Regions from separate parts of the Homo sapiens genome. Here region 1 is linked to region 2. Evidence: chromatin contacts called from ENCODE Hi-C or POLR2A ChIA-PET data. All regions are on one chromosome and are shown on one strand. The core of a region is the stretch at or near the end of the contact, and the rest is flanking DNA. Distances in the headings are between cores, read along the strand shown. Region 1 overlaps TECPR2 (tectonin beta-propeller repeat containing 2). Region 2 overlaps TECPR2 (tectonin beta-propeller repeat containing 2).

Region 1 (3,468 bases), core at 969-3,468, 52 kb after region 2:
ACAGAAATCTAACCGGGCTTTTGCTTGTGGGAAAGTCACCATCAAGGGGAAGCGGCACTGGTACGAAGCCCTGCCCCAGGCAGTGTTTGTGGCCCTGAGCGATGACACGGCCTGGATCATCAGGACCAGTGGGGACCTATACTTGCAGACAGGTAACCGCGGGCCACGCTTAGAGGCCTGCCAGCTCTGCCGTCACTGCCTCTGCTGCACCCTGCTTTGCTAGTAACATGCTTACCACAATCGCTATGATTAAGAGGCTAAATCCATTCGAATTAAGACACTTCTGGGAAGAGAGTATTTGCCATTTGGCATGTATTAGCAGTTTCCTGCATTGACACAAACTCAACCCAGGACAAATTTAGGGCAAAAATGAATAGGATTATTTGGTGAGATACAGAAACAGAATCTTATTCTCCTATGGCCAACCACCGCATATCACGTATCCTACAATGTTAGATCTTAAGAGGTAAGAATACAGAGGAAGGACATAAAATTCATTTCCCCCTTTAAGCTAAAGTTTAAGTGGCTGCATTTTTTTTTTCAGCCATATCAAAGCCCGGCTCCTATATACTTACTTACCCGTGGGCCAGGAAAAAAAAAGAAATAATTTGCTCTTTTTTATTTTGAGACGGAGTCTCGCTCTCTTGCCCAGGCTGGCATGCAGTGGTGCCATCTTGACTCACTGCAACCTCTGCCTCCTGGGTTCAAGTGATCCTCCTGCCTCAGCTTCCTGATCACAGGCTGGGATTACAGGTGCCCATCACCACGCCCAGCCAATTTTTTTGTATTTTTAGTAGAGATGGAGTTTCACTATGTCGGCCAGGCTGGTCTTGAACTTCTGACCTCAAGTGATCTGCCCGCCTCAGCCTCCCAAAGTGCTGGGATTACAGGTGTGAGCCACCACACCAGGCCATAATTTGCTCTAAATAGCAGTTCAGGCCAGGTGTGGTGGCTCATGCCTGTAATCCCAACACTTTGGGAGGCCTAGACGAGCAGATCACCTGAGGTCAGGAGTTCAAGACCAACCTGGCCAACATGGTGAAACTCTGTCTCTACTAAAAAAAAAAAAAAAAATACAAAAAATTAGCTGGGCGTGGTGGCGCTTGCCTGTAATCCCAGCTACTTGGGAGCCTGAGGCACAAGAATCACTTGAACCTGGGAGGCAGAGCTTGCAGTGAGCTGAGATCGCGCCACTGCACTCTCCAGCCTGGTGACAGGGCGAGACTCCGTCTCAAAACAAAACAAAACAAAAATAGCAGTTCAGCAAGTCACAGGAAGCTGCCCTCAGGGAAGTTTTTAGCTGATGGAAGGGCACAGTGGGACTTGCTTATTAAAAATAAGCTGTAATGACAGTCAGTGTTTACTGTCAGCAGAATGGGGAAGGATCTTCCACCAGCAATGTGATTTATCAGTATCTGGAAGGACTGTGGGGCAGGAGTTATCGTCAGTTGTCCAGAGGCCACGTTGGATTTATGTAAAGATCAGTCTTCCAGGCGTTTAATGTTGTTGATTCCAGGAGAATGTTGTTGTTGTTGTTTTGAGACGGAATCTCGCTCTGTTGCCCAGGCTGGAGTGTAGTGGCACAATCTCGGCTCACTGCAACCTCCACTTCCTGGGTTCAAGCGATTCTCCTACCTCAGCCTCCCGAGTAGCTGGGACTACAGGCACATGCCACCATGTCCAGCTCACTTTTGTATTTTTAGTAGAGGCAGGGTTTCACTATGTTGGCCAGTCTGGTCTTGAACTCCTGACCTTGTGATCCGCCCGCCTCAGCCTCCCAAAATGCTGGCATTATAGGCGTGAGCCACCGGCCTCAGGAGCATGTTTTAATCACTGCTGTGAGTCGTCAGCTGGGGATGAGTCTTCAGGTTGAAGCTCTTGCACAGCTGGCTCTCTCCTAGCTGTGTAAGAACCTCTGGCCTGGGTGCACAGCCATGCTGGCTTCATAGGCCATATGCTGGCCCAGGTCTCTCCAGCCTAGTTCCTGTGTCTTTCTTTAAATGAAAGTAGCTCTGTCAAGGCACATGCACATCTAAGCTGCCAGGACATTTGAGCTTTGGTCATGGGGAAGACAGGAGGTGCTTCTGGCCTGGGGGTGAGGAGCGAGTGACCTCTAAACCAGTAGTGCCAGAGGAATCACCAGGACAGTGATTTCACATGAGGTGGCCCCACCCAGACCTGTTGGATTAGGTCCAATCCCTCTGGAGACTGCTCAGGAGTGTGTCGTGTAAGAAGTCCTGCCGGTGATTCCCACCTAGTTTAGTGGAAGGAAATATCACCCAAGGACTGCAATACTATAGGTGCGTCTGTGATTAGTCACGGAGCATATTTGAGTACTGAGACCTAATTGCAGGCCTAAGGTCAAGGAATACAGGGTTGTAGGCGACAGTTGGTCTGTCTGCTCCCCTGGGAATAGCCTTTGAGCTCATTTAGACATACTTTATTGACAGAACACAAGGAGGCAAGGGGAGAGCCCTGGACAGGGAGCCAGGGACCCTGAGCTTTGGCCTGCCACTGCCTTGCAGTTTGACAGACCTCAGATTTCATCTGGGAAATTCGGGGTTTCATTTTATTAGTGGAACCTCGCACCCAGTCAGAGCAGAGAGGAGCCGCCGTGCTGGAGCTCTCTGCAGGAACGACTGCAGGCCTCAGGTCCCTGCCAACTCCAGCAGCGCTGCAGCCCTCTGCCTGGAAGAGCTGCTCTGCCCTGCAGCCTTTGGGCCTCCATCTGGCCACTCTCCTGCTCTTGGCTTTTGTGTTCTTCTCTTAGAACTTCTTAAGCTACATTGGGACACCAGATAATTCTGAATTGTTCAGTTTTCAAAGAGTGTCTAAAACTGTTTTCAGATAGATGTTACATTTAGGCAGAATTTAACCACTTTATGTTGATTAAACTTGACAACAAAAAAGCGGCCGGACAGGGCAGCTCCTGCCTGTAATCCCAGCACTTTGGGAGGCTGAGGTGGGAGGATCTCTTGAGCCCAGGAGTTTGAGATCAGCCTGGGCAACGTAGAAAGGCCCCGTCTATATTTTTAATTAATTAATTAATTAAAGTTTTTTTTTAAAGCACTCATCATAAAAGAATATAGCAAAATACCAAAAAAGGAAAAATAAGCCAATAACCAAGTCAAAATGAGGTGTGGAGTTCTGACTGTGTGTCTTTGGGGCTTCTTCCCATCTTCCTGGCAGGTCTGAGCGTGGATCGCCCTTGTGCCAGAGCCGTAAAGGTGGACTGTCCCTACCCGCTGTCCCAGATCACAGCCCGGAACAATGTGGTGTGGGCGCTGACAGAGCAGAGGGCCCTCCTGTACCGGGAGGGCGTGAGCAGCTTCTGTCCGGAAGGCGAGCAGTGGAAGTGTGACATTGTCAGGTACTGGCGGGCCAGAGACTCCTTTCACATCGTGCTTGTCCTACCCTTCGTTCTTGTCCACTTGACACCACAAGGCACCATGAGGCCGTTCCTGGGAG
Region 2 (3,520 bases), core at 982-3,481:
TGCTTCAGAATGTTACAAGTATTTCATTGGCTTATACTTTATAGACATATTTTAAAGAGGTGCAGAAAGGACAGTTTTTGTCTCACCATAGCAGCCAAGGTGCATTTGCCCAGTGCCTTCCATTGTCTTTCCCTGTGGGAGTAACTTTTAGGTCCAGTGATGAGGAGCCTGTGATGTCTGTGTTCTGGTTTGTTGATAACATTACCATACAGGGCTTCACGGGTGTCCTTCTTAGCATGGATTGCTTCCATTCATTGGTTGCTGGAAAATTTGCTTTCAAATGTTTTTAACAGTGACTCTTAGGGAAAAAAAATACATTTTATTAGATGTCCATTCTCCCTAAATTTACCTGAGTTCAACTGAATTCCAATAGGTTTTTTTTTAGTGTTAATTTAAAAAAACAAGCTGGCCAGGTGTGATGGCTCATGCCTGTAATCCCAGCACTTTGGGAGGCCAAGGTGGGCGGATCACTTAAGGTCAGGAGTTTGAGACCAGCCTGGCCAGTATGGTGAAACCCCATCTCTACTAAAAATACAAAAATTGGCTGGGCGCAGTGGCTCACGCCTGTTAACCCAACACTTTGGGAGGCCGAGGCAGGAGGATCACGAGGTCAGGAGATCGAGACCATCCTGGCTAACATGGTGAAACCCTGTCTCTACTAAAAATACAAAAAAAAGGCCGGGTGCGGTGCCTCACACCTGTAATCCCAGCACTTTGGGAGGCTGAGGCGGGCGGATCACGAGATCAGGAGATGGAGGCCATTGGGCTAACATGGTGAAATGCTGTCTCTACTAAAAATATAAAAAATTAGCCGGGTGAGATGGCAGGCACCTGTAGTCCCAGCTACTCGGGAGGCTGAGGCAGGAGAATGGCGTGAATCCAGGAGGCGGAGCTTGCAGTGAGCCGAGATTGCGCCACTGCACTCCAGCCTGGGCGACAGAGCAAGACTCCGTCTCAAAAAAAAAAAAAAAAAAAATTAGCTGGATGTGGTGGCACGTGCCTGTAGTCCCAGCTACTCAGGAGGCTGAGGCAGGAGAATTGCTTGAACCTGGGAGGTGGAGGTTGCAGTGAGCCGAGATTGTGCCACTGCACTCCAGCCTGGGCAACAAGAGTGAAACTCCATCTCAAAAAAATAAAAATAAATAAATAAATAAATAATAAAAATACAAAAATTAGCCAGGTGTGGTGGCACACACCTGTAATCCCAGCTACTTGGGAGGCTGAGGCAGGAGAATCATTTGAACCTGGGAGGCAGAGGTTGCAGTGAGCCGAGATTATGGCACTACACTCCAGCCTGGGTGACAGAGCAAGTCTCTGTCTTAATAAATACATAAATAAAAATGATAAGCTGATTTAAAAATGCATATGAAATTGTAGTGGGTGGAATAGTCATACTAGTGGAAAAGAGGAAGCAAATGGGAGAAGTTGCTATTAGGTAACAAAACTTATAGAGCTTTAGTAATTAAGGGAGTGTGGTATTAGCACAAGAAAAGATACATAGATCACTGGAACAGATTAGAGAAGTCAGAAGACCAACATGTATATGGATACTTGAGTAATTGCAAAGGTGATACGACAAAGTCTTTTTCAGTAAATGATGTGGGACAGCTGGATATGAATGGGAAGAAAAATGAAACTGGATCCCTACCTCACTTCATATGGTGGTTATTTTGAGCACTTTAAAGTATTAATGCCACTGTCTCTTGACTGCTGAGATTCTGCTGGCAGTGTAATTATTTCCTTTACCGGGAATTTGCCTTGTCTGTTTCTGCTTTAGATCTTCTCTAATGATAGAGTCCCTGGCTTTAGGCTTCTTCCTTCAACTCCAGTGGATATTCCCTACTTTGTTTTGTCCTATGGAGTTAAGAAAATTATTCCAGAAAAGCAGATATCTTTGTTTAACTTCCAGATCATTAAAAAGTTGTGTTAGTATTCAAACATTAAACAGATGTTCTTTGTTAGTAAAAGGAGGAAAATAGTGTAACCATTCTTAATAATTGAATGAATTCATATTTGGTCTTAAATATTTCAAAATATTTCAGATCAATTCTTTGGTATGCTAGTGGTTTCTACTGAAGGTTAAGCTTTGACCTACTAAAAGCAGCTCATAAAGAAAGCTTTGTCAGACTTCAGTTCCCATGAACCTGCTCACAAAGAACACTTTTTCCCAATGTAGTTTTGTCTTGTGTATGAAAGGAAAACTGCCTGCCAAGGAGGCTAAGAAGGTTAGCTGAATGCTATTGTAATGGTGAGATGTTTGTCCAGAAAACCATTCCTGACACCTTTCAAATCAAAAGCCTTTTTTTTTTCCTTAAACTTTTTGATTGCTGGATTTCTGTTTGAGGAAGTTATGTTGCTACAATGAGGGTAGCAATAAATGCCTCCTGGGAAGTTGGAAATAAAGGCAAAGGAGAGTTAAACACAATAGATGAGATCAGAAATGGGCAAAGTTATCTTAAAGAGACAGAATGGCTCCCTGGCTAGAATAAGACTGAATTGTCCCTAGATCAAAAAAAGAAGAGAATGTGTGTGGCAGAAGGAAGAAAGTGGACTCTACACTGTGTTAGTTAGGAAAACCAGAAATTGGGCCAAATTGCCTGTTTAGTGGGAGAGATAGCTTTTGAGAGCTGTGATCCCGCTGGTGTGGCTGGCTCTGGGCAGATATTTGTATCTGAAATGACTCATGCTGTGGGACCCTTCCTGAGATCTAACACTTACAGTGGTTTGATCAGAAATTGCACCATGCTTGCCAAGCAACTTTTGGACTAAAAGTTGCTGCCCACGTATATCAGGGGAAGAATATATATATATATATATATAGTACCTATCTTAGCATCTGATTTGTATGACCATTACTTCAATGTAAAATAATAAATTGGCTTTCCAGCTTAAACTTCAATTTCTTGTATATTATATGATCATGAGACAACCTCCCTGGGCTGATCAACAGCAGGACGCTAAAAAGATTGAGTATCTGAGTCAGGAAGGTAGAGGGCCAGACCCTACATGTAGCTAATTCACCATTGTGAATCTGCATGTTAGGTAAAACTATGGATTTGTTTTTTGTCTTTTGAGACAGATTCTCACCCTGTTGCCCAGGCTGGAGTGCAGTGGCATGATCTCAGCTCACTGCAACCTTTGCCTCTGGGTTCAAGAGATTCTCTTGCCTCAGCCTCCCAAATAGCTGGGATTACAGGTGTGCACCACCACGCCCAACCAATTTTTTGTATTTTTAATAGAGACGGGAGTTTCACCATGTTGGCGAGGCTGGTCTCGAACTCCTGACCTCAAGTGATCCGCCCACCTCGGCCTCCCAAAGTGCTGGGATTACAGGCATGAGCCACTGTGCCAGGCCTAAAACTATGGTTTTTAAAGATATACACGCATGTGGTAAAGCTATGAATCAAAGCAAGAGAATATTTCATCTCAATGTTAGGAGAGTGGTTTTGGTGGGGTGGGGTATGTAGTCAGGCAGAGGCACACAAGAGCTTCAAAGGTGCTGTTAATGGTCCCTTTCCCA

What was found. A loop is a pair of places that touch in the nucleus more often than their neighbours do. ChIA-PET counts read pairs that join two places held with the same protein, here RNA polymerase II (POLR2A). Pooled maps may share reads with other maps.
Region 1: a map of endothelial cell of hepatic sinusoid shows a loop between it and region 2 (5-fold over the local background). The contact joins two enhancer-like sites. A Hi-C loop is called at or near these places in 1 of 168 maps with a recorded cell type or tissue (endothelial cell of hepatic sinusoid) and 1 of 50 pooled maps. POLR2A ChIA-PET finds 5 or more read pairs at or near these places in 7 of 52 experiments (H1, OCI-LY7, activated CD4-positive, alpha-beta T cell and 4 more).

What each region holds. Positions count from the first base shown.
Region 1 is chr14:102,440,458-102,443,925 of GRCh38, forward strand. TECPR2 (tectonin beta-propeller repeat containing 2) reads left to right here. Exons shown (of 20, transcript NM_014844.5): 11 at 1-152; 12 at 3,190-3,370. Among named protein-coding and RNA genes, the nearest start is that of ANKRD9, 68 kb to the right of the region's middle. Within about 2 kb of position 2,219, at least 6 of the 41 ENCODE cell types and tissues checked have a DNase peak (open chromatin) inside an H3K27ac peak, as active enhancers do.
Region 2 is chr14:102,388,005-102,391,524 of GRCh38, forward strand. All of the region lies in intron 2 of TECPR2 (tectonin beta-propeller repeat containing 2), which reads left to right. All of the region lies in intron 1 of LOC124903389 (a long non-coding RNA gene), which reads right to left. Among named protein-coding and RNA genes, the nearest start is that of TECPR2, 27 kb to the left of the region's middle. Within about 2 kb of position 2,232, at least 3 of the 41 ENCODE cell types and tissues checked have a DNase peak (open chromatin) inside an H3K27ac peak, as active enhancers do.